3 separate regions of the Homo sapiens genome follow, and all the other regions are linked to region 3. The links are chromatin loops, found by intact Hi-C in ENCODE. Cell type or tissue: endothelial cell of umbilical vein. All regions are shown on one strand.

The links. A loop is a pair of places that touch in the nucleus more often than their neighbours do. Peaks named below come from ENCODE experiments on the same cell type or tissue, not always from the same donor. Only the 100,000 strongest peaks of a DNase experiment are listed, where the experiment ranks them.
Region 1: it touches region 3 in a loop (2.9-fold over the local background); 3 of 110 quality-filtered maps call a loop at or near these places.
Region 2: a loop joins it to region 3, with 5 times the contacts of the local background. A loop is called at or near these places in 4 of 110 quality-filtered maps.

The regions. Positions count from the first base shown.
Region 1 is chr1:59,124,378-59,132,377 of GRCh38, forward strand. HSD52 (a long non-coding RNA gene) reads right to left here. Exons shown (of 3, transcript NR_027120.1): 3 at 7,559-8,000. Among named protein-coding and RNA genes, the nearest start is that of HSD52, 18 kb to the right of the region's middle. In endothelial cell of umbilical vein, no CTCF peak of the experiment used is centred here; DNase peaks (open chromatin) are centred at 4,254 and 4,564; H3K27ac peaks cover 1,929 bases.
Region 2 is chr1:59,080,315-59,088,314 of GRCh38, forward strand. It overlaps LINC01358 (long intergenic non-protein coding RNA 1358), which reads left to right. Exons shown (of 3, transcript NR_110626.2): 3 at 7,701-7,933. Among named protein-coding and RNA genes, the nearest start is that of HSD52, 62 kb to the right of the region's middle. In endothelial cell of umbilical vein, no CTCF peak of the experiment used is centred here; a DNase peak (open chromatin) is centred at 4,157; H3K27ac peaks cover 2,299 bases.
Region 3 is chr1:58,895,555-58,903,554 of GRCh38, forward strand. JUN-DT (JUN divergent transcript) reads left to right here. Exons shown (of 2, transcript NR_108106.1): 2 at 3,493-4,158. It overlaps LINC02777 (long intergenic non-protein coding RNA 2777), which reads right to left. Exons shown (of 5, transcript NR_183656.1): 2 at 1,444-1,536; 3 at 291-455. Among named protein-coding and RNA genes, the nearest start is that of LINC02777, 4.6 kb to the right of the region's middle. RefSeq lists an enhancer at 3,623-3,917 and a silencer at 7,978-8,000. In endothelial cell of umbilical vein, no CTCF peak of the experiment used is centred here; DNase peaks (open chromatin) are centred at 1,277 and 3,617; H3K4me3 peaks cover 329 bases; H3K27ac peaks cover 3,817 bases.

The sequences.
Region 1 (8,000 bases), 230 kb after region 3:
CTCTAATCTCCACTGTTACTATATTTCTTTCTATGACTCATGGAATATTGTGACATAGAACTGACAAAATAATACTTGGAGATCAGAGCTAGAAGGGAGTTAAACCTTTTTGTGGTACAATATACCAGTTTTTCAATTGAAAAAAATGAAAACATAGTTCCATCATGTCATTCATACATTCACTGAGCATATGTTGATTTTACTACCCTGCCTGGGTCAAACAGGACTAATCAACAATTATAACTCTCCCATATAGAGGTGGATCTGTAGGTTCTTACAATCTTGTATGAGGTAAGAAAGATGTTGATTTCCTTCTATTGTGGATATTAACAGTAGGGAATAGAAGGTTCAAGCTATAAAAAGTAGACATAAAAAACAGGAGAACTGATCATGAAAGACTGATGGGACTGTGGCAAAGACTGCTAATCATCCTATAATATTGGTCCTCCTCTTTTTTAGTAACACAGCCTTCAGTTTTTAGGTTGAGTACATGGCCCATAATAAAATCCTTATACTTAAATGGATGTGTCAAAGTCCCCACATAGTATAGATGATATATTCAAAGTAGAATAACTCCAAGAAGATTGATTTATAAAGGGGCTAATGACTGAGATTGGGTATGGAGAAACTTTAAGAGTAGTGTAGTAAGCAAAGCTCATGTCAGCCAGGCTGTTGTTAACTCCTTTGGGGCTGCATGGGATGGAGAGAAGGAAGAGTTACCAGAACCTGGAAAAAGAGAGAGTCAAGTAGTGCCATTCATTTTGCAAGGATCAGTTATCTTGAGTTGAGGGACAGAGCCAGCCAATGCAACCTTGATGGGAGGGATCCAGAAAAATAAATACCCTGACCTCACTCTTCTCTTTTTCTGATCTCCTGCTAGAATCCCTACTGTCTGAGCTAGAACCATAGAAACCAAAGGTTACAATAGCCCACTGATGTGGTTGACACATGCCAACCCACAAAGACAGACAGCAGACGACGAGGAGTAGGCAGTGCATTTGGGGAGGCAAATGGAAGATAATTGGCATATGGGAGTTATGTAACTAAGCAGAAATGGTGTGTTCAGCTTCTGGGATACATCTTTAGAGGGAGGAGCATGTCTTCCTCCTTCCTGTAAGCTAGAGTAATGACATGATGCCTGAAATTTGAGCAGCCATCTTGGTCCACAAGATGAAAGCTCCATCCTGAGACTGGTGGAACAAGAATCCCTGAGGGAACCTGAATCCCTGAGAACTAGGCAACTAGACCTGGTTGCCTACATTTCATTGAGAAAAATAAACTTGTACTCTTTTTAGGCCATCGTTATTTTGAATTTTCTATCACTTGCAGCTGATGCAAATCCTAACCAACTCAGAGACAAAACAGGAAATTCTTTTGGACTACATTGGTCATATTTTTTTTTTTACTTGTAAGCATCTAAAATGGAGTTCTTTTGCTTAAGCAAAGGAAACATTTATTGGAAGAATGCTGGGGGTGTCTCAGAGAATCAAAGGAAATGCTGAACTACCAAGATAGGAGGACCCAGGGCAATTCTGGTTTCTTGAAATTCTTCATGGTCTCTCTTTCACCCTTGAGGACTGCCACAAACATGACTCTTTCCCCAGCAACTCCCAATCTCTTCAGCAACTCATTCCAATTTTCATATTTCTACTAAAGAGAATCTGACTAAGGTAGCTTGGGTCAGGCTCTGGTGTCTCTGTGGGTTAAGAGGTCACAATACAGACAGGGCCATTGGGGGGGCACCTGAAATTCTTAAAGCCATGGATGTGTAGTGAGTCGGTCACCCCAGGAGGTGTGATTCAAAGTGAAAAAGGCACCAACCTCTAAAACATTTGTGTAAGTATAGTGTATCTCCACAATGAAGTCACAGCTCTTTGAGAGCATGTTTCATGCTTTTTCTGGAAGCAACTTGGACAACAAAAATGCCTGGTTTATAGTAGACGCTGAATAAAGGATCATTTCCTTTCACTTTCCCCCATAATCCCTGATATTACAAGTCTCATTACAGGAATAGGGGTGGCAACAACTGAAAGCCAGAATGTTTTGTAAATTTTGTGCAACCAGATTCACCAAAATTCTCAATATCTACCATATGCCAGGCGTATATTGAATACAATTGACAGAAGAAAATAGTAAATGTTTTTAAGAGCTCACAGTCTGGCAGGGAAGAGAAGCATGTAGATGACTCACAATAATAGTGAGTTATGTGCTGTAGTAGAAATAAGTATAAGATGCCTTAAGAGTATAGGGGAGAGAGCAACTGAGAGAGTTGGAAGAAGTGACATTTGAGGTGGTGTGTGTGGATGAGTAGGAGTCCTGCAGGGATAAAATGGATGAGGAGAATTCTAAGCCAAAGGAATAGCATGTTCAATGGTACTGAGGCATAGAAATGCTGAGCTGTGTTCAGGAAACAGCTAAAACCTTCATGTGAATAGACTCCTAGGCATAGACTAGAACCATATTTAGTCATTTGATAATAACAATTGAGTACCTGTACTGTGCAGGGTTACTAGGGGGTCAAGGAAAAATGATAAAGAAAATGTGGTATATATGCATAATGGAATACTAGTCAGCCAAGAAAAATAATGAAATTATGTCTTTTGCAGCAACATGAATTGGAGGCCATTATTTTAAGTGAAACAACTCAGACACAGAAAGAAAAATACTGCATCTTCTCACTTACAGGTGAGAACATAATAATGTGTACTCATGGGCTTAGAGTCTGGAATAGTAGACACTGAAGACACAGAAAGGTGTGGGGTGGCAGGGGGGTGGATAATAAGAAATTACTTAATGGGTACAATGTATGTTATTCCAGTAATCGATACACTAAAAGCCCAGACTTCACCACTACACAATATATCCATGTAACAAAATTATACTTATACTCCATAAATTTATACAAATTTTGTATAATTTTTGTACAAATTTTGTATAAATATCAGTGCCAGGCACTGTGCTATGGATTTTACATGTTATCTCATTTAAACTGAGGCTGATCTACAATTCTTACAAAGAAAAATGAGATGTACTTCTCACCTTCAGTGGGAAGGGCAACCACAATGACTATGATTAGATGAGTGCAATACCAGATGGGGACAAAAACTTTCCTGTGAGTTTTTGGGGGAGTTTTAGGGGAGGGGACATTATCTATGGACTCAGGAAGAGGAGCCCAGAGCTCTAGGCATAGGTTGGAGATTTGAATGCCATGCAAAACTGCTTCAGTTTCTTTATCTTGCAGGTCATAGTGCCCTCTAAAATTTTTCATACATGTTTGTTAAGCAGGAAGGCTCATTTGCAGAGGTTGCTTTAAAACCTTCTGTCTCAAAAAAGGACAATCCCATTTGTTTTATACTTGTTTGCCAGGCACTGTGCTATGGATTTTACATGTTATCTCATTTAAACTGATGCTGATCTGCAGGTGGAGAGGGCTGTGTGTCCAACTTTGGAGGTGAGCAAGGCAGAGAACAGAGAAGAGTGCTGTGTAGTGTCGGTGGGGATGGTTGGGCATGTTAATGCTGTTTTATGTGTAGGGTGCAGGGAATTAAATTCTCACAGTTCAGAGAAAGGTCCCTGCCTTGATCAAAATGGCTGCTATTCATTGAGTATGTATGATGAGTCAAAGCCTTAATTACTCCATCAGCCAGAAATATGGTGAGCTGCAAATCACTTCAACTACCTACAGTCCACTTGTCTCAAGCCGTGAGGAGTCCAAGAAAAGCAGTCCAACAATACCACCAAAGACCCACTCATCGTTTTTCTAAGACAGCTGTTGCATCTCCAGGTCTCTTTTCCCTATTCCAAGAAGGAAGAAAAGGAGAAGAAAGGCTTTTACCAAAAAGGTTTAGCTTTCTTATTCAGGACCAGAAACCCTTCCCTGAGACTTATGCTTACATTTCATTGGCCAGAACAATGTCATGTGGCCACCCCCAGGTGCTAGGGAGACTGGAAAATTGAATGTTTTAATAGGGTGTATGTGCTGCCTCCTCCACCCTAAATTAGGCATGAGTCACTGAGGAAGAAGGGGGATATGGGTAGCAAGTAGGCAACATATATAATCTCATTCCATGCTTCCAACAGTTCTGTGAAGTAAAGTTATCTACATTCTACAGATAGGAATATGAATGCAGAGAGGAAAGTAAATTGCCCAAAGTCACCCAAATAGTGAGTCATGGAATAGAGATTTTAAAACAGGCCTATATCATTCCAACTGAAAGGATTATTTTATGATATCATCCTGTCTCCCTTAGCTGTGTGAACTTGAAGAATTTACCAAACCTCCCTGAGCCTCAATTTAAGATCCGTAAAATTAGAATAATCATCCCTGACTCAAAGCTTCCTGAAGCATCAAGTTACATGCAAAGGGTTGGAAAGGATAATATCAATGGGACCCCAATTATTATTGATTTACCATTTGCCAAAATGTCTCATCTAAAGTTGACAAGCAATGAAGGTTCTCTGAACACAGCATGAACGTTGGTATTTGGGGTTGGCACCAGTAAAATCTCTTCACTGGCATTTCCTATTTGGGCCTCATTATGGATTCCCAGGAATTTCCACTGGCTGGATTTCCTTTGTCCACCTCAATAGCTGCATATGCAGATGAGTTATGAGCCACATTCCACAGCAGGTCAGATGAAAACAATGTGCAAACTATCCATTGTAGCTTTCTTGCCTTCTTTCCCCATGGCTGCTCCCCAACTAGAGCTAAATCCAGGCTGTTCCTTAGACTGTGCTTCTGGTGCCCCCTCCCAAGATGGAATAAACTGTCTGAACACCAAGGAAGTCATCCTGCTGCAGACGCACCACAGCTCACATGGTTTCGTGCCTCTCGGATTGGGCTCTTGTGTGTCTCTGCCTGGAAGGCTTTGCCGTCATTGTTCTCCCAGTCAAGGCCCAGGCAAAATCTTAGGTATCCCATTTCAGTGACACCTTTCCCCACTCTTCCTGGTGGGATTTTGTTGTTGTTACATTTTTTTCTCTATTACCAAAGGGCTTTGTCCATACTTGTGTTACACATAGCACTGTCATCACATCAAGAGTCTGGCTTTGCTTTTACTGAACACCAGGATTTTGAAAAAGAACAAATAAAGTAATAGTGATAACCCCAAAAAATGTGATGCTGTGGTATGAATGTTTGTGCCCCTAGCCCCCAAAATCATATGGTGAAATCTTGACCTTCAAAATATTAGTATTGGTATTGGTATTAGTATTGGTATTAGGAGGTGGGGACTTTGAAAGATGATTAGGTCATGAGTGTGGAGCCCTCATGATTAGAATTAGTGTCCTTATGAAAGAAACTGAAGAGAGCTCCTTTGTCCCTTCCACCATGTGAGGATACAGTTAGGAGGTGAGATCAATGAGGAAGCATGCCCTTGCCAGACACCAAATCTGCTGGCATTTGATCTTGGACTTCCCAGCCTTCAGAACCATGAGAAATAAATGTTTATTGTTTACAAACTACCTAGTTTATGGTATTTTTGTCATAGCAGCCCGAACACACTAAAACATTCATGTACATTATAATAGAAGAAAGCAAGGATGAGATGGGAATCAAAAATATAAATGAAAAAAATTATATTCTCCTTTCCCTTCCCATCTGTATCCCCGACAGCCACTTAGTTATTTCTCTGGTGTGGCACAAGCAAGGACCAATCCAAGCAGGCAAAGAACTAGAGCAGAGTGCTAGAGGCCTCCTGTGCAGCCAAGGTTCATTTTCTTAGGGCTACAGTCTGGTCATCTTTTTGTGTCAATACATACAGACCTATTCTATTTGTTTTCGTTGCTCCCTAACTATTGCATGAATATACCATGAAATTTTTAGGCCATTTTCCTACCTTGGAAGCATCCAGTGTTTCACTGTTACAAATGTTGCTGGAATGAATCTGCTTGAAAATATATTTGTGAGCACACGTGCTGGTATTTCTGAGTGATAGAATCCTAGAAACAAGGTTTGGGTGGAGACTCCAAAGTTGTACTCCCACTTAATAGGACATAAGCATACATGTTTCCCCAAAGCCCCACTGAAATTAGATATTGTTGATTGTATTAACTTTTGTAAACGTTGAAAAACTATCTCATTACTTAGTTTGAATTTCTTTAATGATCAATTCAGTTGAGCTTTGTTCTATATGTTTATAGGGGTTTTATTTTTCTCCTGTGCTGCGACTACTAGCATCAGGATCTTGATTGCAATAATCAGGGAGTTCCCCTCAGTCCTGAGGCCTGACTCCAACAATACCCCATGAAATTTTTCAACACAAGAATATGTGAGAAGAACAAAAGAATTTGTTAAGAATGGCTGAGCCAGCACTCTGGGATTAGAGCCTCAAGAAGTTTTCCTTTGCCGTTTACTGGGCATATCCATGTGTGACAATCACATGTACCATTCACTGAGGTTCTAGTGGCAACTTCTAGACCAAACACTTTAAACATGTATTAAGGGTCTTCCGCTTAGGTAGGGAAGGGAAGGGTCTTACATTTTCTAGTTTGGGGGCTTCTGGGGCTTTGCAGGGTTTTCTGTTATTTTTTTGGTTGTTGTGTACATTGCTGTTGTCTTTGCTTTGTGCCAGTCTGGCAGAGTATCTTCCATGTGAAATGACGTCTAGTTCTGCAACATTCTGATGGGGGATGTCACCTTCTCAATTCAGAGCCTTTTCTATTAAATACGGTCTATTGCCTTTGCATAAGAAGTCAATTTTATTTCATTTCAAATTCAAGGAGCACCTACTCTGTGCTAAACTTTGGGAATACAAAATTAGATTACACTAAGTCCCTATTTCAGGAAAGCCTCCAGTCTGGTGGAGCTGAAAGGGAAATATCATGGTCATATAATCAAGATGGAGTGATGCTTGGGATTCTCTGGGAAGATAGGACCAATTCCCTGCTTTCCAGTTGCTGTGATCTGAGTGTTTATGTTCTCCCCAAATCCATATGTTGAAATCCTGACCCCCAAGGTGATGGCATTAAGAGGTGGGGCATTTGGGAGGTGATTGTGTCCTGAGAGCACAGCCCTTGTGAATAGGATTAGTCCCTTATAAAAGAAATCTGGAAAGATTTCTCACTTCTTCCATTCTTGTGAGTTTACAGTGAGAAGATACCCATCAATGAGAAAGCCTTTACCAGACACCAAATCTACAGGCACCTTAATCTTGCACTTCCCAACCTACAGAACTATGAAAAAAAAAAGTTTGTTGTTTATAAGCCACCCCATTTATGGTATTTTGTTATAGTAGCCCAAACTGACTAAGATACTAGTGAGCAGGTAATAGAAACTCTATGTGCCTCAGTTTCTTCATTTGTAATACATAGAACATAATAACACAACTGATAAGGTTATTACGAGTACTAAATGAATTATCCAAATAAAGTACCCAGAGCATGTTGTGTAGTAAGTGATCAATGTGTTAGTTTTTAGTGTTATTATCACTGTTTTTCTTAAGTATTATTATTATTATTATTATACTACAAAAAGGGATCTCACTCAATCTAGAGGTTACTGGAGAAGGTGCTGGCAGGGTCAAGTTTTGAAGAGCAGAGAAAGTGGATTTAGCCTTGATTGAGAGATGAAATGTTTTATTTATTATTTTGAGGTGCACAGTGACAACAGGTTGGACATTTAACCTCCATGATCTCATATACAAATGACAATGCTCAGACAGAGAGGTCACATAACTTGTCCAAGGTTACACAACTAGTTAACTGTTGGTGTTAAGACTTGAATGTATAGTATTTTTATTTCCTCTATTTTATAGATAACAGTGAAGTGCAGAGAGGCATTGGGGATCAAAATTTAAATCCATGTTTCTCAAAGTCCTGAATCCATGTTCTTCCCACTACCCTAAGCTTCCCACCTAGTGGAATATATTCATCTTGTTTCTTTCAGATGTTGCAACAAGACATTAGGCTTCTTTACGATTTGGTTTTCTTATTTCTAAATCGCGCCTCTCTACACCTCTCCTCTGTGCAGACTGCCCCTGTTTCAGCCTCCAGGAGAGTCT
Region 2 (8,000 bases), 180 kb after region 3:
AGGGGGGAAACTAAGTCTCAGAGAAATTAAGGAATTTGCCTAAGTTTGCATCGAAATAAAGTGGGAGCATCAGCATCTTACCCAGGTTTGTCTGATTTCAGAGCCTGCGCTCATACTCCTCTGGTATTTGCAGCAGTTTTGGGGCTTCTGGCACACCACTCTGAGGCTTGCACAGGACCATGGATTTTATAACTGGAGGGGACCTGTAGGTAGGGCGACCAACCGTCCTGTTTGCCTAGGAATGATGGGGTTCCTGTGACGTGAGACTTTCAGTTTTCAGGACCAGTCAAACTAGGATGAGTTGGTCACCCTATGGGATGAAAGGCTGCTGAAACTACCAAAAGAGATAAAAAGTGAAAAAGCTTCTAGACTAATATGAGGTATTCTTATTACCTTTCCCCCTCTAAATTTGCAGATGAGAAAACTGAGGCTCAGAGAGGAAAAGTGACTTACCCAAGGTCACACATTTCATGAGTAGATGGAGCAGTAATTGGAAAACAGATCTTGGGATTCTCAAATCATTTCTCTTTTCCAATAAGGGAGGCTGCAGAGTTCAAGCCAAGGAGCACCTATTGAGCTCCTACTGCATGAGCAGTTAAGCTGTGGGTTAGCAAATACCCAGGAGAAATAGGAGGTGTCCAGGTAATGCTGTCAAGTAGAACTTTCCATGATGATGAAAATGTCCAATATCAATGCTGTCCAACACACTAGTCACTAGCCATATGCAGCTTCTGAGTACTGAAATGTGACTACAGTAACAGATAAACTGAAGTGTTCTATTTAATTTTAATTTAAATCATCATGCATGACAAGTCGCTACCACATTGCAAAGCACTGGTCAAATGGATATGATTAGTATTTCAGAAGCATTTTATTTCAGAGAACAGATTCTGTAGTGTGCACATTCTTGAAGAGGAAATGCTTTTTTTTGGAAGGGAAGATGGGGCAGAAAAGAAGTACCATTCATGGATGGCATACTGACATACTGAATAGCAGCACTGAAGTTAACATTGCTCCCTTACTCTTCCAACAAGCTTGTGCAATGGGCATCATCTTTCCTAGTTTATGAGTGAGGAAAGTGAAACCCACAGGAATTCAGTAAACTGCCCAAGGTCTTATTTGTAGAATGGGAATTTGAACCCGGGCCTGAATCTAAATCAGGTCCTCTATCCCATGCATTACCAACTTGAATGTACATATGAAACATCTGCAGATCTTGTTGAAGTTCTGATTCTAGAGGACTGTGACTGGTGATTCTTCCTTTATAACAAGCTCCCAGGTGATGCGAAGTCTGTGGCTCATGGGCCACACATTAGCCAGAAAAATTCTCTCTCTTTTAATAAACCAAAACTTCCTCCCTTCCTTAACAATCAAGAAACACCAGATACCTACAGAAAGGAGGATAAATTACAAGTTGTAAAGTAATGATTAAAGTTCTGAGAAAGAAAGTGTGCCCTTGTTGACTTGAAAGAGGGCACCTTCCCCATTGGGCAGTGGAGTGGCTCTTCACCAGGCGAGGTTCACCTGCCATCCAGTCACATCTCAGTTTCATCAGATAATGCAAAATCAGCCAGGAAAGGGTTTTTAATCCAAAGGGTGGGGTAGTCTAAAGAACATGTGCTTTGGAATGAGGCTGGTTTGGGGAAGAATCCCAGTTCTTCCCCTCTCCAGTGATATGACTGTGTATGAATCATCCATCCCTCTGAGCCTCCATTTTCACCCCGGGGAAAATGAGGATGAGCATTTGTAATTCATGGAGATGTATTAATAGTAAAGACCAAGAGAAATCCTATGTGTAAAGTGCTTGACAGAGCGCACACTTAATAAATGAGTGTCTCCTCTGCCCCTCTTTTTCCCTGGCCCTCTCGCTCGTTCCCACCCTTCCTGTTTTTCTCACCTCTTTTAGGAAATCTTCTCCAAGGGCAACTCTGAGTGGTGAAGACAGGATGGAGTCAGTTGACTCTAGACCTTGTCCCAGTCTACTACTTTCTACTATGACCTCCAGCAGGGCTGGGAGCTACACAGGCCAGGGACTTTGTTTTCTTCCCCGTCTTTCCTCAGGGCCCATCACAGAAATGCCTTTAGGCCCTCTTCACCACCTCACATCTGCATCTCAACTCCAGGTGGGAAACACAGAAAAGAGAAAGAGAGAGTGTGTGTGTATGCGAGAGCACTAGTCTCATCACTAAATTGTCGGTGCTGAAATCCAAATAACTTTAATTTTAAAAATTAATTATGTGATCTCTTTGACAGGCAGCAGAGTTCATATCAAGGGCCCATGTTTTAACTGAATATAATGAATTTTTTTTTTCACCTTGGAAGAGTCTTAGAGGCAAGATTAGAATGTTCATCTAAAAGGAGTGCAAATTTCTTCAACCATTCCCACGGAGGAAGGTGAGCTCAGACTCACTTTCATCTGTCCCTCTCCCCCATGTGCTTGGCCAGGGTAAGGGACCTCAGGAGGGCCCCCCCAGTCTCCCAGACAGCTGACTCTCCCTGTGTAAATAATTCTAATGCTCTCAGTTATTCACTACTCATCTGAGCCACCTATTGAACTATAAGCTTCAGAATTAGCTTTGTACAACCCACACCCAGCACAGGGTCTGGCATTTATATGTGTTCATAAATGCAACAAATAAACATTTATTAAAATGCATTGATTTGTTCAGTTTTGTTTATACCTCTGTGGTGGATTGCAATATTGATTCCAATTCTACAACCCACCCACTGCCATCTTTTCCACAGCTAAGCCCCCTCCACGCTTCTACCATCCACACACATGCACTTTCTGATGCTGTAGGTTTCGGGTGAGACCAGAAGAACCTCAATTATTAAAAAAAGAGCTTTAAAAATGCCCCATTTTTTTTTTCTCTTTTAGCTTCCCCCCAAATACCCCACCCTCCTTTTTTTTTTCTAAATTTGAGACAAGGTCTCACTCTGTTGCCTAGGCTGGAGTGCAGTGGCACAATTTCAGATCACTGTAACCTCCACCTCCCAGGCTCCAATGATCCTGAGTCAAGCAATCCTCCCACCTCAGCCTCCCAAGTAGCTGGAGCTACAGGTGCACACCACGGCACCCGGCTAATTTTTGTATTTTTTTTTTTTTTTTGTAGAGATGGAGTCTCACTACATTACCCAGGCTGGTCTCGAACTCCTGAACTTGAGCTATCCTCCTGCCTTGGGCTCCCAAGGCGCTAGGATTACAGGTGTGAGCCACTGTGCCCAGTAGTTTTCACCTTTAAATTTTAAAGGTTACTTTTGCAGGCCTCAGGCATGACGGACAATGAGCAGGTGAAAAACCAATAGAAAAGTGTTCAAAAACTCCTGTGTTAACTAACAGGCTTCTGAATGTATCACTGTGGTCCACAGAGAAGGCTAGAGAAAGTAGCAAGAAGATGCTATGTCAACTACTACAGCCTTAAAACAAAGGTGGTGTCTATGTAGCTGAAATTTTTCCTATGTAGCTTGTGTTATTTTTGTTTAATCAAGCAAATAAGAGGGTTTTTCCATGGCAAACAAACAAACTCCAATGCATACCTTCTTTTCTTCTTTTTAACAATGAATAAAAAAAGGAAAGAAGGTACAGTTCTAAATTGACCCAATTTATTTTTCTTTTCTAAATGAGATTAAGATAAAAGTTGGAGAGAGGCCACTCAGATATGCTCAGAAATGATAGCTCAGCTTCTAACGGTTACTCAGCTTACATCTGATTAAGGTTTTCTGTAAAACGAAATTGTTCCTCATACCAGGCCGACTGGACCTGGACAGCTCTAGTCTGGGTCCTGGCCTCACAGTGCTGGGTCTCTCCGGGGCCCAGGCTAGGGACTGGAGATCCTGAGCTCCTGTCATTTCCCTCCCCTCCTTCCTTCCTTCCTTCCTTCTCCCCTGGCAAAGACTGTATCCTGTTGCTCTGAGCAAGGCCCAAGAGAAAGGCCAGCAACAGGTTATTGTGCTGGGAAGGAAGACAAATGAGTCCCTTTTCTGTGGGGCTCCTGGCATCCTGTTGGAGGAAGGAAAGGACAATGCTTTGAGGGAACTGGCTTTGCCGACCCCCTCCTGGCAGGCTCTCCCCTCTCCTTTCCGGTGTACCGTTTGTCAGCCCCAAAGCCTCCACTTCCTGAGTAATCACTAGATGCACGTGTGAGGTATGTGGTTCCCCCCCATGCCCAAGGCAGATTCCTGGCCCCACTTCAGGAAGTGCAGCTCAAAGAGCCCTGGACCAGGACCCTGAAACAAGGGAGAGTCTTGGCTCCTCTCTCTCTACCAGGGTAGCTATTGCCAGATCATTTCACATCTTAGGGCCTCTGTTATGGCAATTGTGTAAGTGCCTTCTGCACACTTGAAACTGCCCCCTGCATCAGGGATTCCCACACCTGCCTGTGCATCTGAGTCACCTGGGGAGCTCTGTTGCCCTACACTCTTCATATGCCCTGCCTGGACTCCAGGCAAAACAAGCAGACACTCCATCCCCAGAAATGTTCTGTGGTAATTCCAGTTCCCCTGAAATTAAAAACAAAAAACAAACAAACAAAAAAACTACCCTTCGTATCCTCTTACCTAGCTCTTTCCTATCCCCCTTCAATAAAGTGGTGGATTGATAGGTACACAGATACAAGAAGCAGTAAGGAGTAGTGGCTAGGAGAGTGAATTTCAGAGACAGACTTCCAGCAATCAAAGCCCAGATCCACCACTAGATATGTAAGCTTGGGTAGAACTTCGAACCGTTAGGTGCTTGCTTTTACTTATCTGTAAAATGGTAATAATAATAATATTACTTTCTAGGACTGTTGTAGGTTTAGGCTAATATGTTCAAAGCCTTTAATATAGAATTTAGCTGATCGAGGATACTATATAATGGTTAACTATTATTATTATTATCCCAGAGGTTCATTGAACATACAATGAATTTTTTTTTTCTGGACCTAATATCAAGCCAAGCACTGGCGACTTAGGAATGAATATGACACATTTCCTGCCCTCAAGAAGTTTTCAAGTCAGTAGGGAAGTCAGACTTATGAAGAACCAATTCTAACAAAATATTGTTACAGGATGGATCTCCCTAGGAAGCAGGCTCAGAAGGTGTTTAGCACTCAGGATGTTCTCAGGGAATGCCTTGAGATGAACACTTGTGGAAGAGGGAAAGGCCACAATCAGGACTGGCAGAGCGAGAAGGCAAAGCATGATGCAGGCTCTAAAACTATCTTGGCCAACCCCACCAACAGCTCTGGAACTAAAATGACCCTTCAGAGTTGTCAAAAGTGAAGCCAAGAAAGCCAGAGCTCTTTATACTCCTGTATCAATCAGTCACTGGATGTAGGTTGCTACAGGAAGGAGTGTGACTTGGGATCAGCCATCTCTTCCCTAAAGGTTGACAGTACCTCAGGAACTAGAGTAACAAGTTCTTGATTGAAAAGGGATCTGGAGCCAGATGCAGTGGCTCACGTTTGTAATCTTAGCACTTTGGGAGGCTGAGTTGAGCGGATTGCCTAAGCCCAGGAGTTCGAGACCAGCCTTGCCAACACGGTGAAACCCTGTCCTATCAAAAATTACAAAAATTATCTGGGCATGGTGGCACTTGCCTGTAATTCCAGCTACCTGGGAGGCTGAGGCAGGAGAATCACTTGAAACCAGGAGGTAGAAGTTGCAGTGAGCCAAGATCGCACCGCTGCACTCTAGCCTGGGTGACAGAGTGAGACCCTGTCTCAAAAAAAAAAAAAAAAAAAAGAAAGAGAGAGAGAGGAAGGAAGGAAGGAAAGAAGGAAGGAAGGAGATATGGGAGATGCATCCCAGTGTCCACCTCAAATCTATAAGGTCAATTTTGATGAAACAACAAAAAGTACAGAGAAGAAGATGAGTAGCTAATAATATATATTTAAAACCCTGATATTTCTATGGCATTTTATATTTTTCAAAGCATTCTCTTAGACAAAAGCTTACTCATGACTTCCAGTCTAGGGTCTTGAGGTAGGTTGGGAAGCCATATGTTGTAAAGGAGAAAGCTTTGGATTTGGAGCAGAGAGGACACCGTGAATTGCAGCTCTGCCGCTGTCTAGCAAGGAGTCTTATGCATGCCTCTCATGTTTTCTAGGTCTACTCTGTGAAAAGGAAATGATCATACATAATTCATGCATTTGCTGTACGGATTTAATTAAATGATAGACAAAAAGTAGAGTGGCACAAGTCAAACTCAAAAAATAGTAACAACAAAATCAATTTCAAAATAAGCAACAGCAATAAATGTTACCTACTATTTTACGAATGAAAATACTGAGACCAATAAAGGTAAGATACTTTCTTAAGAACTCACAGTCAAATGTAGGTACATCCAAGACTGTAACTCACATACTGAGATCAGTTTCATGTGACCTCATAGCTTGTCATCTTACCTATAGAACCCACAGAAGTTGATGAACCTCTGAGGGATTGATTCAGGTGTTTTGTATGTGATTAACATTGGAAGGAATCTTAGAGATCATCTTGTCGCCTTCAGAAATCCGGAGCTTCATGCGGCCCAGTCTTTGCATTGACTAGAATATAAAGAAGCATAACCCAGTAGTAATTAGAAACAAATTCTCATTTTCTCTTATGTCCTTTGAAAACTTTAAGAAAGATCAATTCCCAAAAAACATGTCTCAAGAAATCTTTCCTTCCTTACTAATTTATTGAATTTGACTGTTGTTGCAGGACCACATCCTCAGCAAACACACTGGCACTCTTTCTCAAACTTCAGCCTTCAAGGTGCTATTTTCTTTCCTATATCTCCTCTCAATTCTTTATAATGTAGATGAACTGAGTTTCTGTCTTCTGCCTTGTATGGACTACCTCTCCTGCTTTTCTCTACGCATATTTCACATAAAGCACCACAAAAATCAAGGACTCATATTAGCAAAGATAGAAATCTCCATAGATGGACTGGGTTCATGAGAGAGGAGGAAGGAGAATGGGGCAGAAATGGTACTCAAAATTATTAACAATGGATATAGTAAAGTGTATTAGTCCATTTTCACACTGCTGATAAAGACACACCTGAGACTGGGAAGAAAAAGAGGTTTAATTGGACTTACAGTTGCACATGGCTGGGAAGGCCTCGGAGTCATGGCGAGAGGCAAAAGGCACTTCTTACATGGTGGCAGCAAGAGAAAATGAGGAAGAAGCAAAAGCTGAAACCCGATCATATCTCGTGAGACTTATTCACTATCACGAGAATAGCATGAGAAAGACCAGCCCCCGATGGTTCAATTACCTCCACCTGCATCCCTCCCACAACACATAGGAATTCTGGGATATACAATTCAAGTTGAGATTTCGGTGGGGACACAGCCAAACCATATCATAATGATACCTATGAATCAGAATAGATTAGCCAAGGAATTGGATTAGGGTCCTCAAGGCCCTCTAATGTCCAATGACTTAACCACTGGGCTGCTGACTCACAGGGGGGTATGGAAAATCCTGGAGTAGAGTCTGGAATGGCTGAGGTAACAGAGAATATTCAAGGGACTCAGGGCAACAGAAATCTATCAATTGGTATAAAAATATTTCAATTTTTACTATTTTAACAACTGGTGCAGCCTTACAGGTACATTGCAAACTCTCTCCAAAGCCTGAGCTCTTACCACCACCCCACATTCCCCAAAATGCATGCAAAGAGTCTGACTAGGGAAAACCGTAGTACGTTTCCTCTCTTCTCTCTCTCGTAGGCATTATAGTATACATAGCCTTGGAATCAGAAGACCAAGAACATACAAGAGAACATAGCCTTGGAATCAGAAGACCAAGAAACAATTTAACTCTGCCCCTCTAGAGCTCTGAGAACTTGGGCAAGCCTTTTACCCTCTGTGAGTTTCAGTTTCCTCATTTATTTAATTGAAATAATAATACAGATCACCTGAAATGTAATGAAAATTAAACATCCTTATGTAGGTGAAACCAACTGGCAGCATGCCTGGAATATAGTGAGTGCTCATTCGGTCTCTTGTATTTTCTTTCTATACCCTACT
Region 3 (8,000 bases):
GGGAAGGGAAGAGGGAAATTGGAGGGGCAGGTGGAGGAGGCAGTGAGGAGAAGAATACTTGGTGAGAGTTTAGCCACCTCAAATAACAATCTTGCAGTCTCTTGCAGCTGCTAGAGAAGTCCAGTCTGCCCACAGGGCAGAGGAGGAAGGGTACTTCCTCTGAGGAGGCTGGAGGCCTTGTAATCTCTGTACCCACATCCGGAGAAGCTTGGACGGGGTGGGGCTGCCTGGGTCCAGCTTCCCACCCAACCCTGCAAGCTTGGGATCGGACCCTGGGAAGCCTGGCTTACCTGGGCCAGGTCCAGCTGCACTGGGTCTGGATGTCGTATCTCAGGAGCCAGTGGGCTTGGGGTGAAGATGGACAGCCTTTTCTAGAAGATACAGACTGTGACTCAGAGAAAGGCATTCTGATGTCTTCTGCGAGACTCCTGAATCACAGCAGGATGGGCACAGGGCTGGGGGAGAAGAAATAAATACTTAATTATAAAAATTGCATAGTTGGAGAGAGCTTTTGTAGTCTTAGAGGTGAAAGAACTCTGAGCTACAAGAATAAAGAAGAGCATCTTTTGCTGGGTGCTTACTTTGTGCTAGACACTGTAAAGTGCTAAAGATAAGGAAAGTATCCTTCATGGCTGCATGCGTTGCATGCCCACCACGTGCCAGGGGCTTAACACCACCACCCTATTTAATATCCACCACTAGCCCCAGGAAGCAGGCCTAAGTACTCTCATTTCATCACTGAGGAGCCTGAGACGTTCAGTCATTGATTGGACAGCCCTCACCATTCAAGCCCTCCTTGGTTTACAGCAGCAGAAAGAGAGGCTCTGAAGGGTAAGTGACTTGTCACAGTTGAGAGCAACTGGCCTGTGGTAAGAGTTGGAGGCAGAACTGAGCTCCTGGCCCAGGCCTGTGGCCTCTTCATTCCCCCAAGCCACCCTCTCCAGTTGTCAGGCCTTCACTTTCAGGAAGTCCGGGACAATGAGGTTCCACACCTGCTTCACAGGAGAAATATCCTTTTGCAGGATTTTCAGTTGATAGCCAGTTGCCAGGGCCATCTTCTCAACTGATGGCAGCTTCTTATTTTTTCCCCAGTACCTGGTCACACCTGGCCCTCTCCGAGAGGTTTTCAATGCCCTGGGCTACAGTTTTGTTCAGTTGTGCTCTCAGGGTGCTAATGACAGCACACCCACATGCTGATAGAGCCCACATGCTGATAGAGACGATAAGAAAGGAACAGCTGGGAGGGAGGGAGGAAGGGAGGGCCAGCAGGAGCCTGGGCCAGCGGGTGGGGCTGGCGGCCAGTGTTTCCCTGTAGGGCGAGGGCACGCTCAAGGGACTGGCTTCCTTGTAAACAGTGTGCAGCCAGCTCTAAAAATACCCCTGCCCTAGACAGGGCACATTGAGCTCCTCTGGTCTCCCCCAGAGCCTTCCCAGGGGCCTCACCTTTTTCCTAAAAGGTCAAGGGGATGGGAAGAAAGCTGCCTTGTGGAGGGTTGGATTTCCTTAGCAAGGAAAGTATAACCATATTTCCTTCCTCTGCAAAACAGAAAGGAGGATGCTTCATGGGTTTCAGCAGCAACAACAAAAGGCCAAAACAAAACAAAACAAAAAACAAAAAACAAACAACAACAACAACAAAAACTTCCCTGGACCCTTGTCTCTTTTCCGTAATCTGAGACCTGGGCTGAGCTCAGGTCCAAGGACTGGTCCTGATTCACAGCCTAGGATCAGGGAGCCATGGGAAGATGCTGGATTGTAATTTTCAGCTGTTCTCCTCATGAGGCATGTGATCCATGACTCAACTGCTTAATGCCTCAGTTTCCACAATTATAAAAGGGGATAATAATAGTGTTTAATTCACTTGGGTATGGAGAGGCTTAAATGAGATGCTATCTATAAGGCTTTTAGCACAGTGCCTTACACATGACAAACGTTCAAGAAATGCTTATTATTATGGTATATGGGAGGATAAAACTATTTCCTGAATAACAGAAGACTTGGTTTAATAAGAAATGTGGTAGGTAGGGAAAAAGAGAAGTGTGGATAAGAAAAGACTAAAAGTGTCTGAATCACAGAAAGCTCAAATATATTATTTGACAGATGGGGACACTGAGGCCCACGGAGCAGAAAGGAGTTGCTCCAAGCTAGACAATGTATTGGCCACTGCCTGTAGGTTCAATATAAAGTAAGTGTGATGAGAACATGAAAAGTCCTGTGGGACTGTAAGCCTGCTTCACTAGGAGTTAGGGGAATGAGGCCTTTTGTTCATGCAGCACTTTAAAGTTTGGAAAGCCCTTTTCCAGGGAAAGACAGACCTTAGCAGATCACTGCCAGAGGGCTGAGCTCCATGATGAGGGACTCTTGAGGGAGGATGTGTGAGGACACAGCCAAGCAGAACTCATTCTTGGGACTGGTGGCTGCCTGTGAGGCCATATATTCATGCCTTGAACCCAAAGACCTTGGTTAAATGAAGGAGTTAAATCTCTTTACTCCAAGATTTTTCAGAACCTTCTAAGACATGAAAATGAAATTGTGGGTCTTCAAGACAGGGATATGCTGTATGCAGCATTCCCCATATTAAGTTGGTTACAGAGCCTTCTTTCCACAGAGTATGAGCAAGAAATAATTTGCTATTATTATTATTTATTAGTATTATTATAATTTTTTTTTTGAGACAGAGTCTCACTTTGTTGCCCAGGCTGGAGTGCAGTGGTGCCATTTCAGCTTACTGCAAACTCCACCTTCCAGGTTCAAGCGGCTCTCGTGTCTCGGCCTCCCAGGTAGCTGGGAATACAGGCCAGCGCCACCACGCCATGCTAATTTTTGTATTTTTAGTAGAGATGGGGTTTCATTCACTATGTTGGCCAGGCTGGTCTCAAACTCCTGACCTCAGATGATCTACCCGCCCCGGCCTCCCAAAGTCATGGGATTATAGATGTGAGCCACTGCACCCGGCCAAATAATTCAGTATTAAGCTAATTCCTTGAGAATTGCTGTCCTTAAGTTCTCAAAAAATAATAATAATAATAATGTGGATTCTGTTGCCAGATAGCACTAAGTTCATAATTTGGCTATTTCCTAGGTGACTTTGTACATGTTACTTCACCTTCATCAACTGTAAAATGAGAGGAAGAATATTCACTTCTCAGGATAGCTTTGAAGGTTACATTTATAAAAGCATATGGAAAATGCAGTGTCGTGGCTAACACACAGTAGGTATTCAGTTAATGGTTCTAATTAAGTAAAGCCCGGAGACGGAAACCAGCTTTTGCAAGCTCACATAGGAAATTAGTGACTGTGCTAGGCCTTGAATCTCCATCTCTGGGCTCTTCCAGTTCACCATACTTCTCTTTATTAAGCAATACCATATAAGAAATGTAGTCCATCAGAGGAGATAGGCAGCCTCCCCAAGTTTGGTGTGATTTTATAGGTCAAGTTGACTTTAAATATGCGACAAATATTTCCTTTTCTCCTTCTCCCCCTTCTCCTCAGTTCTAGCCAGAGGAAGCTGCAGCCAGGCCTGGCAGTCTCCCCTGCTCCCTTCCACCAGCTTGGTTCCTGTTTCTGCTGGTCCTGGGAGCCCCCAGCAGATGGACTGCCCTTATCAGCCGGCTCCAGGCCAGAGGAGGAATCCTCCGGTCACGTGTGGCTCTCTGGAGGGAGAGAGACCTCATAAATACATACAGCCCACGCAGAGGAAGGGGGGAGGGTCAAGGGGAAAGAAACCTTGACATTCTGGCGACTGGGCCAGGATTAAAGTCCACCAGGCATAGTCCTTATTGGCTATTTCTATGAGGAATCTCAAATCCACATGGCTTCCCTGGATGACAACGCTGACTTTGACTAGCCCTGGGATCTGGGGCATTCCCAGTGTGCTGCTGGCTTGATCCAGGCCTAATCCTTTGCCCAGGACTGACCTTTCACAGTTTACAGAGCACTTTATCTCCTGGCTCAGTGAAGTCTCACAGAACCCTCCAGAGAGAAGGGAGTTTATCATCACCCTCAATTTACAGATGAGGAAGCTGAGGCTGCGATTGTAACTGACTGACTGCTGGCTACGCAGCTACAAGTGACCGAGTCCAGCCTGAAAGCCACATATATTCTCCCACAAAATCCAGAGCTGCCAAACACATCCTCCTCCATGAGTCTTGCTTTGTGCCCATCACTGAGCTCCATGCCCCGGGCGAGCCATCGTTCCTGCCTGGCGAAGTCCACAATCCAATAAGGAGGGAAGGTTGAAGGGATGAATCTCAACAGAATTGTGCACAGTGAAAGAAGCCAATGAAAGAAGAGTACATATTGTATAATTCCATTTATAGAAAACTCTAGAAAATGCAAGCTGATCTACAGTGACAGAAAGCAGATCCATGGTTGTTTGGGGAAGTGAGGCAGAAGGAAAGGATTCAGAGAAGCACAAGGAACCTTTTAGGGTGGTAGACATGCTTACTATCTGGTACTGAGAGTTTCTCATGTCTGCACGTATCTAATTGTACACTTTAAATACACACAGTTTATTGTATGTCAATTATATCTCCATAAAGCTATTTAAAAAGAGGAACGTAAGTGGGGAAAAGAATGAAGGAAGTTGGCTGGCGTATAATTAAGTAAGTCTGTGAGCAGTCTTAAAGTGGGGACACAAAGTACCATGGGCACGTAAGAGAAGAAGGTAGAGATTCATTCCCAAACGGAAGAGATCAGGAAGGAGTTCTTAGAACAGGGTTTCAACAAAGCTCAAGGTATGGATAAGTAAGGGTCAGGTTAAGAAAGATTCAGATGGAAGATACAGATAGAGTTTATTTGGGAAATAGAGAGTGGAGTATTATACACACGCACAATTCGCCTTTTTACCCAAGTTTTGAAGGACTGAAGTTAAAACTAACAGCAACTATCCTCTCTTTTCTTCAGAAATTCAGACACATGCCCTACTTGGCAGGCAGCTAGTTTTGCTAATAAGATTCCTGCCCTTCTCCCTCCCTCTCTGTGCATCTCATCCCTTCGGTCCCGCTGAGGCCCCTACCCTCTCGGATTTCCTCTTTGAACTGAACTGCCAAATACTTGCCAGCTTCCAGGGCCCTGAGTACCCACATTTCAGCCTCTTCCAAACCCCAGAGTAAGAAGGAGATTTGGGGAGTTCTGGGTGGGCATGTGATGGGAGACTAGGTCCAACATAAAAAGATATTTCCCTTTTTCTTCCATACTTTTTGGCTTAGTAATTGACATGTGACCATTGGAGAATTTTGAATAGTTTATTAGAATACATTGTGATAGAGAAGAAGGAAATTCAAGAATTGTTACAATGTTGTACACTGATTAACTGGCTAATTTGCTGCAAAACCAATTCTGATCACTGCTCTTATGGTTTGTAATACATTATTTTGGGTTTGGATGATCCTGTTATTCATAGCTTTACATAAAGAAATATTCCAATGACATATGAAACCCATATATGAAATTGTGGGTTAGCTCTTGCTTTCAATTTTGTATTATGTTTGTTGATTTTAAACTGTCTCCTTTCAAAAGTTTCCTTATTAATTAAATAAACCACTCAGCCACATTCCCCTCATCTAACTCAGTACCCAAGTGTAAGCTCAATTCTGGAGTCGCCTTTCCAACCTTGGCTTAAGGGACATTAGTCACTAGGAACAAAACATGGCATTTGAACAGCTGTTTTGGGTATTCAGAGTCCAAACCCTACAGGTCTGGAGAAGGTGGGGGTTGGGGGAAGGAAACCAATATTTACTTACTGAATACCTACTCTGAGCCAGGCACTGGGGACTTCACAGAGAGTATGTCTTTTAATTTTCTGAACAGCTCATTAATGTGTTCTGCCTCCTCTAGGCATAGCAAGGTTAAGAATTTATCAAAGATCACACAGCTCATAAGTGGTGGAGCTGGGACTTGAACCCATGCAATCTGACTCTAGAGCTTATATTCTTGAATACTTCCCTATGTGTACTTTGTTGAACCCTCCCATGCCAAGATGTAGGAGCCATTATTATCAAATCTGTTTTCCAGATGGGAAACCAGAGGCTCAGAAGAGTAATTTTCCCAACGTAAATTAAACAGAGACCCTGGATTTAAACTCTGTGATCCTGGGCAAGTCACTTCACTCATCTATCCATCATCCATCTGTCCACTCATTAATTCAACAGATAGTGTCAACTGTTTACTCCAGGGACTGTCTTGTCCCTAGAGATGAAAAGATATATAAAATCTGGCCCTTGCTTTTTAAGAACTCATAATCCAGTGAAGAGGGCAAACACCTACACAACAGTAAGACAAATGACTGCAATATGACGGGTGCTTAAGAGGTGTCTAAAAAGAGCCACAAGAACATAGAGGAAAAGCATCAAATTACTTGATGAAGTAAAGCAAGGAGGCCTCTGGAAAGGAAGGGACATTGGGCTGATATGCTCTCCAGGCAGAGAAAGGGGGAAAGGGGTTACTCCAGGGAGAGAGAGCATCAAAGGTTAAAAAAAAAAAAGGGGTCACATATTGAGTGCTTACCACCTGTTTTAAGTGCCATCTCTCTGATTCCCATGTCAATTCTGTGAAGTAGGTATTATTCAGACCACTTTATAGAAGAGGAAACATAGGCACATAGAGAACAGGCACCTTGCCTTTGCTCACACAGCTAGTAAGGAATAGAGCTAGAATTCAGCCCTGGGCAGCCTAGCTTCAGAGCCCATCCTCTCAGCTACTCTACTTGGAGTGTTTGGGGGCAGCTGCTAGTAGTTCCTCACAGGTGAGGCAGGCAGTGCAACTGGTCACATAGGCAGGAATCTGGTCTACAGGGTCTTCCTGTATGCCGGCTTTAGGCACTTTCTTCATGAGGCCTTACATGTTCTTCATCTAGGACCTGGACCTTTTGGGATCCATGAAAATAATAATGCTGTGGTATATGCATGTGTGCTTGTGTGTTGAGGGGTACACCCACCTTTCTCAGGGGAATTATACAGTTCCATTTTTTTTTTTTGAGACAGAATCTTACTCTGTCCCCCAGGCTGGAATGCAGTGGCATGATCTTAGCTCACTGAAACCTCTGCTCCCGGGTCCAAAGGATTCTTGTGCCTCAGCCACCTGAATAGCTGAGATTACAGGAGTGCGCCACCACGCTCGGCTAATTTTTGTATTTTTAGTAGAGATGGGGTTTCACCATGTTGGTCAGGCTGGTCTTGAACTCATGGACTCTTCTCTATCACAATATATTCTAAGGCAGGCAGCGATCTGCCTGCCTCGGCCTCCCAAAGTGTTGGGATTACCGATGTGAGCCACCGTGCCAGGCTTCTATTTGCTTTTGCTTTTGATACACCCATATCTGCTCATTGTAGGAATATTGGGTGCCTTCAGCTCAGCTGGATTCTCTTGGCTTCAGTGTCAGTATTTGAATTCTTGTTCATTTTCTGCTTTCCCTCCCCAGACTGGTAAGTCCATGAGGACAGAGTCCTTGTCTATCCGCCAGACCACCAGTGTCCAGCACAGTGCCTGGCACACAGTAGGTATTCAATAATTGTTTAATGAACTCTGGGGCTTTGATTAATAATTTAGTTAGAGAGTAAATTAATTGTGAGTTAAATCTAGTTTGGTCAACAACATACTTTACACTGTGCAGTCAGTGGGGCAGGAGGGAATCACAGAAGGGTCTTTGAAGATGAAAAGTGCAGGGACTATTGGCCTAGATCAGTGGTTTACACATGAAGCTGTACTTTTAGACGAGCTTGCCTTCCGGGATTTCGATCCCTGGTCTGAGGTGCTGTTTGAGCTTCCCAGGTGATTCTGAAGTCACCAGATCGGTATTGAGGGATGCCAAATTTGGGGGACTTCCTGTTCTAACGTATTTCTTTTTGTCCCCCGAACTCATTCAACTTGTGCCTGAACGGTCTCAGCAATGGGAGCTCATTATTTCACAAGGCGAGCTGCCCAACCCAGCGTAACCACAACGACAACAATCACAGTGACACCATGTAGGGACCATACATTGAGCATTTCTTAGGTGTCAG